2 separate regions of the Homo sapiens genome follow, and region 1 is linked to region 2. A link is a loop called in an ENCODE intact Hi-C map of the cell type or tissue named here. Cell type or tissue: dorsolateral prefrontal cortex. All regions are shown on one strand.

The links. Hi-C counts contacts between places; a loop is a spot of excess contacts. Peaks named below come from ENCODE experiments on the same cell type or tissue, not always from the same donor. Only the 100,000 strongest peaks of a DNase experiment are listed, where the experiment ranks them.
Region 1: a loop joins it to region 2, with 2.7 times the contacts of the local background. A loop is called at or near these places in 1 of 110 quality-filtered maps.

What each region holds. Positions count from the first base shown.
Region 1 is chr16:12,233,809-12,237,808 of GRCh38, reverse strand. All of the region lies in intron 14 of SNX29 (sorting nexin 29), which reads right to left. Among named protein-coding and RNA genes, the nearest start is that of SNX29-AS2, 140 kb to the left of the region's middle. In dorsolateral prefrontal cortex, no CTCF peak of the experiment used is centred here; a DNase peak (open chromatin) is centred at 2,478; H3K27ac peaks cover 705 bases.
Region 2 is chr16:12,438,546-12,442,545 of GRCh38, reverse strand. The region is part of intron 18 of SNX29 (sorting nexin 29); the gene reads right to left. Among named protein-coding and RNA genes, the nearest start is that of SNX29-AS2, 68 kb to the right of the region's middle. RefSeq lists an enhancer at 3,289-3,790. In dorsolateral prefrontal cortex, no CTCF peak of the experiment used is centred here; a DNase peak (open chromatin) is centred at 2,499.

The DNA of each region.
Region 1 (4,000 bases), 200 kb after region 2:
AGCCTCCCAAGTAGCTGGGATTACAGGCACCTGCCACCACTTCCCACTAATTTTTGTATTTTTAGTAGAGACGGGGGTTTCACCAAGTTGCCCAGTCTGGTCTCAAACTCCTGACCTCAGGTGATCCATCCACCTCAGCCTCCCAAAGTGCTGGGATTACAGGCACCTGCCACCACTTCCCAGTAATTTTTGTATTTTTAGTAGAGACGGGGGTTTCACCATGTTGCCCAGTCTGGTCTCAAACTCCTGACCTCAGGTGATCCACCCACCTCAGCCTCCCAAAGTGCTGGGATTACAGGCGTGAGCCACTGCACCCGGCCAGGCCCCATCTAAATCCTATCCAGGGGCATGGCTGTCACAACAGAACAGCAACATGATGGTCAGAGAGACACGAAAAACGTGAAATGTCCTTAATTGCAAAATCTGGGAGGCTTAGAGATAAGCGCATAAAGCAGGGGAAACTGCCCACTCCCAGACAGAGGCACAGCTCCCCACCTCCCCAAAGGCCCTTCAGTGGACACACTTTGTGATTCTCGCTGTGCATGAGAGGAAACACCGCTGGGCTTCAGAAACTCCCTTTTTCTGTTTTATGCTGGTGGGGGTGAGGAGTCGGGGGTGGACAGAGCTTCGCACCCTCCTGTCCTACGTCCCACCTGCCTACTCTGGAGACTGGGGCACGGCATCTGCCTGCCCCCAGGTACAACTGCTGCAAACAGCCAACACATTCCTGAGAAGTTACTGTGAGACTGAGAGTCAGTTTCCCAAGATATTCTATAAGAATGACCCAGCCAGCCGGAGGTCCAAGCCTGCACCAACCTTCAAGTTCCAGGAAAGCCCTCATGCTGCCCAGTGCCTTTACTCCCCACCCGGCTTTCTCCATCCATTCATGCAGCACCGACTTGCTGACCTTCACCACGTGTCAAGCACAGTTCCCAAGGCAGGAAGAAGGTACAAAGCATTTCCTCCAAGCAACTCAGAATCCACTAGGGGAGGACGGATGACCAAATGCTTGATCACCGAAGCATGTGACGAGTGCTCAGACTAATGTCAGCACAGGGCCAAGGGAGATGCGAAAGAGGAACGCCAGCATCTCAAAGTGTTCACTGTGGTACCTGGCACATAGGGAGTCTTCAATCAGTGGTAGCCTGTGGCTGGTTTTCCAACACAGTGGGACAGATGGCGGTAGTGACAGCAGTCAGCATGACAGGAGGAAGAATAGCATTCAATGGACCCACAGAGTCTTTCCAGAGTAGGTGACACCTCGAACTAAGTCTTCAGGGATGCGGAAAGTCATGCAACAGAGAAGACGTAGTGGGAAAAGGGCTTCTAGGCACCAACCATTGCAGTAAATAATAGCCTTGCTTAATCCCAAGTAGTTCAGCATTGCTGTGGTATAAAGTACAAGAAGAAGAATAGCGAGAAATGAAAGTACAAAAAGAGGTCACCCTCAACAGAAGGGTCAAGACCCCTGGCTTCTCCCCTGCCCCATGCCCTCCTCAGACTCCCCATGGGTCTTCAAATGAAGGCTTTGAAAATAGACACTAGAAGACTAACAGTGACCGCATTCCCTTCTCCAGTTTGATCTTTTGGTTCAACCAGATGATGTATTAACTGTTGGGGCAACAGTGGATGGGTATTTGATGAGATTTATGTCAGATTGATGTGGGAAAACAGATATAAAATCAAAGCCCATAGTATTGGGAAATAAGTACGTAAAGCAGTTCTGGGCTATCTATGCAACCAGGAGCAGCATATATGAGACAGAGAGGACAGGAAGGAAACAGAGAGTTTTAAATAACATTTATTCCGTCCCCTACCCTAGCAGAAAGAAGTCCTACAGAAACAGAAAATTGTACTTTTCCAGTAATCCCTAAGTTGCTATTCATTTCTGAATCTTTACCTGTTACCATTCAGTTTCCTAAGGTTTCTATACACTGCCAAAAGAACTGTGATTTTTATGTCAGAATCTACACTCCAAGCACACACACACATACACATACACACACACACACACACACACACAATTTACAACCCATGTTTTCATCCACCTTTATTGTGTTTAAGTTTTCTGTTCAAAACACTGATGAAGTTTCCTTTCAATAAAAAAAATGTGGATGCAAGTCTTTTTTTTACCCAGAGGTTTTTTCACTTCTTTCCTCTGTGTTATTTTGAGTCTTGCTACTGAATCGTAAAGCAAGAACCCTGAAAAATATGCCAATGTTAGGCAGGTGAAAATATATCAATATAGGAAAGTAACTTGGGAAAATGGAAAGGCAGAAATAGTGATTTCCATAATAAAACTCCTGACAAACTCAAGCAGTAGTGCACAAAAAAAAATCTGTCTGTACTGCTCCCATCTGACATGCCAAATATGTACCTCCAAATGTGAAAATGGATCACTGCCGCTTCCTAACCAAATTTCAAATTAAGTACCGCAGGCCCAGGGGACAGCCTCATACACAGCAAGCTGAAAACACGAGCACTGCGGGATGCCTGGTGCCAGCTGGTCTCTGACTTCTGCCAACTCTGGGGCACGTTGGTGAAGGGGAACTCAATAGTTTGTGCATTTCTTCTCTAAACTTACTGAACACCAGGGACAGAGAGAGAAAGGAAAGAAAGAGTGAGCAAGTGAGCCTGTTTCCAACTGACTGCAAAGTTCATCTGATAAGGTCAACAGCTTAGAAGAAAAAGTTAAAGAAAAATGAAAAAAAAGACACAGAGGGACAGAATAAGGGCAGGACAGAGACAGATTCCAAGAGAAAGAGACAAAGCCAAAGACAGAGAGAGACAGGGAAAGGAGGAAGGAAGGAATGAGGGAGAAAAGTACACATACACACACTCAGAGAAGAGAAGGATGGGTGAAAAGGAGAGAGAAACATAAAGGCAAAGAATGAGAGCCACGTGTAAGGTAGGGAGCTGAGACCCAAACAGGAAGTCATCATCCCATCATCCATCCATTCAGCGGGTATCTTCTGAGTGCCTATGATGCCAGTAGGCAGACGGACATAGCCCTAAGTAATTTCAGGTGGGGAAACACACAATGCAGTGCTAAGTCCAGAGAGGGAATGAACAACTCTCCAACCAACAACCCCCAAAACCTCTGGGCTGAAGCCGACAGCATCTCAGCTCTAACATCAAATCATTTTGAAGCCTAAAATTAACAGAAACACTGCTTTAAAGACAAACTTAGATATGATGCCAAAAGTACATGACAAAAGAAAAAATAGATGAATTCAACTTCATCAGAATTAAAAACAGGTATGCCTCAAGGACACCATCGAGAAAATGAAAAGAAACTTGCAGAATGGTAGAAAAGGTATGCAAATCACGTATCTCTGATACGGGTCTAGTATCCACAATACACAAAGAACTCATACAACTCAACAATAAAAAAGACAACTAAACAAATTAAGCAATGGACAGAAGATTTGAAAAGACACCCTTTGAAGATCTACAAATGGCCAGTAAGCCATTTGTAGAATGAAAAGATACTCAACACCATCAACCATCAGGGAAATGCAAATTGAAACCACTGATTTGCAAACGTGAAGGTGCCACTTCACATCCACTCGATGGCTACAATAAAAAAAAGACAGACAATAACAAGTGTTTGGTGAGGACATGGTAGAATAACTGGAACCTTCATTCACTGCTGGTGGGAAGGTACAGCCGCTTTGACCCAGCAATCCCACTCCTAGGTTATACCCGAGAGAAATGAAAAACACGTCCACACAACTTGTACGTGAATGTTCATTGCAACATTATTTATCACAGCCAAAAAGTGAAACCCAAATGTCCATCGACTAACGAAAGGGTAAACAAAATATGGCATATCCTTATAGTAAAATCTGTTTTAGCCATAAAAGAGAATGCCATCCTGATACATGCTACAATGTAGATAAACCTTGAAAACCTTATGCTAAATGAAGGAAACCTATCACAAACCGCCATACACTGTATCATTCCACTGATATGAAGTGTCCAGAACAGGCACATCCAC
Region 2 (4,000 bases):
GCTGCCTTGACTCTGTAAGAACAGAGTTGCATCTGAGATGGAGGCTGCACGGCCTACAAAGACATAAAATATTTACTATCTGGCCCTTTACAACAAACACTTGTAATCTCTTGCCCTAAAGATTGCACAAAAGATAAAAGGAGAGAAGGGAAGAAGAGAGAAAAGAAGAAACAGGGTTAGGAGAGTGAATAGACACTTCCTGATTCCAAGACGTCCTAATAAGCCAGAGTAATCAAGACTGAGTGACACTGTCAGAAGGACAGGCATAGAGATGCAAGGGACAGAGTCAAGAGTCCAGAAACAAACCCATTCATCTATAGTCAACTTGTTTTTGACAAGAGTGCCAAGATCATTCAGTGAGGAAAGAACAGTTTTTTTTTTAAACAAACTGTGCTGGGACAACTGGGTATCCACAATAAAATGAAGCTGGATCCTTACCTCATACCATATATAAAAATTAAGTCAAAGCCAGGCGTGGTGGCTCACACCTGTAATCCCAGCACTTTGGGAGGCTGAGGTGGCCAGATCACCTGAGGTCAGGAGTTCAAGACCAGCCTGGCCAACAAGGTGAAGCCCCATCTCTACAAAAATTAGCCAGGCATAATGGCAGGTGTCTTTAATTCCAGCTACTTGGGAGGCTGAGACAGGAGAATAGCCTGAATCCAGGAGGCGGAGGTTGCAGGGATCTGAGATCACGCCACTGCACGCCAGCCTGGGTGACAGAGTGAGAATCTAACTCAAAACAAAACAAAACAAAAGTCAAAATGGATCAAATAACTAAATTTAAGAGTTGAAACTATAAAACTCTCAGAAGAAAACACAGGGCTAAATCTGTGTGTCCTCAAGTAGGCAAAGGATTCTTAGACATGATATCAGAAGCACAAGCAACAAAAGAAAAAACAGATAAATTGGACTTTACCGACATTAAAAACTTTTGTGCTTCAAAGGACACTATCAAAATGGAAGGACAACCACAAAACGGGAGAACTGAAGACAAACGTTCACACAGAGACTAGTATAGGAATGTTCATAGCTACATAATTCGTAACAGCCATAAATGGGGAACAACCCAAATGGCCATCAGGAGATGAATGGATAAGAAAAATGTGATCTACCCAAACAATGAAATATTATTCAGCCATTAAAAGGAATGAAGTAGGCCAGGCGTGGTGGCTCACACATGTAATCCCAGCACTTTGGGAGGCCGAGGTGGGTGGATCACAAGGTCAGGAGATTGGTACCATCCTGACTAACACAGTGAAACCCCGTCTCTACCAAAAATAAAAAAAAATCAGCCGGGTGCAGTGGCAGGCGCCTGTAGTCCCAACTACTCGGGAGGCTGAGTCAGGAGAATGGCGGGAACCCAGGAGGCGGAGCTTGCAGTGAGCCGAGATAGCGCCACTGCACTCTAGCCTGGGCGACAGAAACTCCATCACAAAAAAAAAAAAAAAAAAAAGGAATGAAGTAGCGATGCATGCTACAACACAGATGAAACTTGAGGATATTACGCTAAGTGAAAGAAGCCAAGCATAGAAGGCCACGTATTGTATGATTTCTACGATTCTAAGTCACAAAAGGCAGATCTAGAGAAAAATCTGCAGAGAAAAATATAAATCATTCTATTATAAAGACACATGCTTAGCACATATTCACTGCAGTACTATTCACAATAGCAAAGACGTGGAATCCACCTCAATGCCCATCGATGATACGCTGGTTAAAGAAAACGTGGTACATATACACCATGGAATACTATGCAGCCAAAAACAGAACGAGATCATGTCCTTTGCAGGGACATGGATGGGGGTAGAGGCCATTATCCTTATCAAACTAACACAGAAACAGAAAATCAAGTATTGCATGTTCTCACTTAGAAGTGGGAGCTAAAGGATGAGAACACGTGACACAGAGGGAAACACCACACACTGGGGCCTTCTGGTGGGTGGAGGGTGGGAGGAGGGAGAGGATCAGGAAAAATAACTAATGAGGACTCGGCTTAATACCTGAGTGAAGAAATAATGTGTACAGCTAACCCCCATGGCACAAGTTCACCTACGTAACAAACCTGCACTTGTACTCCTGAACTTCAAATAAAACTTAAAAAAGAAAAGAAAGTCGATTACTGGCTTCCAAGGGCTAGGAGGGGAAGGGTTGTGGGGGTGATGGAGACTGCCTGCTAACAGCCACAGAGTTTCTCCAGGGTGATGAAAACCTTCTGGAATTAGAGTGGTGATGGTTGCGTAATCTTGTGAATATCCTAAAAAGTGACTGAATCGTACACTTTGAAAAGGTGAGTTTTATGGTTTGTGAATATCTCTTTTCTTTTGTTTTTAAGGACAGGAGAAAGAGAGAAGGCTGAAGCTCAAGGCAAGGGGAGGGAGGATGTGACAGGTGCTGACTCCTGCTCTGGGCCGTGTTCCAATTTATGCCCTTTGCGAGCACAGCTTCTTTCAGTCTCGAGTCAATCCGGTGGGGTGGGTGACATTCCCATTTTATACATGAGACTCTAAGAGGCGAGGCTGGCCCAAGGCCACGCAATTCCAGGAGGCAGAGTTGGGCTGCATCCCCACGTCCCCTGCACCCACACACCAGCTGGACGGTTTGGCCAGCCAGCTGAACCCCACCAGATACTCAGGGAGAGCCAGGAAAATACCACTTGGCATCTGGGGAGCACCCACCCTGCACCAAGCATGTTAGTGCTCTTCCCCCACTGCAGGGGTGAAGGTGTACTACTGCCCTAGCAGAAAAGTGGGAAACTGAGTCTCAGAGAGGCAAAGTAAGTGTACCAAGGTCACATGGCTAGTATGTGACTGGTATGGTTTAGCTGTGTCCCCACCCCAATCTCATCTTGAATTGTAGCTGCCATAACTCCTTCATGTTGTGGGAGGGACCCAGTGGGAAATAACTGAATCATGGGGGTAATTTCCCCTATACTGTTCTCGTGGTAGTGAATGAGTCTCACGAGATCTGATGCTTTTATGAGGGGAAACCCCTTTCGCTTGGCTCTCATTCTCTTGTCTGCCACCATGTGAGATGGGACTTTCACCTTCCGCCATGATTGTGAGGCCTCCCCAGTCATGGGAACTGTGAGTCCATTCAACCTCTTTTGTAAATTGCCCGGTCTCTGGTATGTCTTTATCACAAGTGTAAAAACAAACTAATATAGTGGCTAACTCAGAAGCCAAGCCCTGACTCCACACCGGAAAATCAGGACCCACTACTCCCCGCTGGCCTCTCTGGTGACTTCCAGTGGCTCTTAGGTGTCACTATCTTGTCACCAGGTCATGGTAGACATGCAGCTGCTGGCCCACTAGCCGTCTCTCAGCTCTCTTCCCTGCCTACAGAGGCTGCTTCCCATTGCAAGGCTGGCAAATGACACTTTCTCAGGTGCCCCTGCAACCAGGACAAGAGCAGGTGGAGGGCCTCTGGGAAAGACTGGCTTCACTGATGAGGGAGGCTGGGGAAGGGAAGCCTTCCTTCTCACGTGCTCTGAGCCCTGCCTTGGAAGCCCGGGCTGCCATGTGCAACCACGATGGAAGACAATGGTCTACATGGCAGGTGGACAATCCTGTCCGGTGCCTTCCTCTCTACCCTCACCTTACATCATTCTCCCCCTTCCCTGCTGTGTTTCCCTCTCTGCAGCCAGGTAGATCTTCCAGTTCTTCCAACAGGCCCGGCTCCTGTCCATCCCAGGCCCTCAGCCCAGAACCTTCCCTGAGTCTAGAACGTTCCTTCCACCCCTACACCTGGTTAGCTCCAACTCAGTCATCAGATCTCAGTTCAAATGTGACCTCTTCTGATTTTAATGTGCTCAAAAGTCCCTGGGCTTTCTGACTGTTCATTCATGATTATGGTCATTTCTTCAACAACAAGCTCTTACCTCTGAGCTGAAGTTCTGAAAGTCTGTGAGTCTGGCTATCCTTGCCACCACAGACCAGGCAGCCTCACTGCCTCTACCTGGCACCCAGCAAGGCGCAGCCTCAATGCTGGTCTGTGTTAA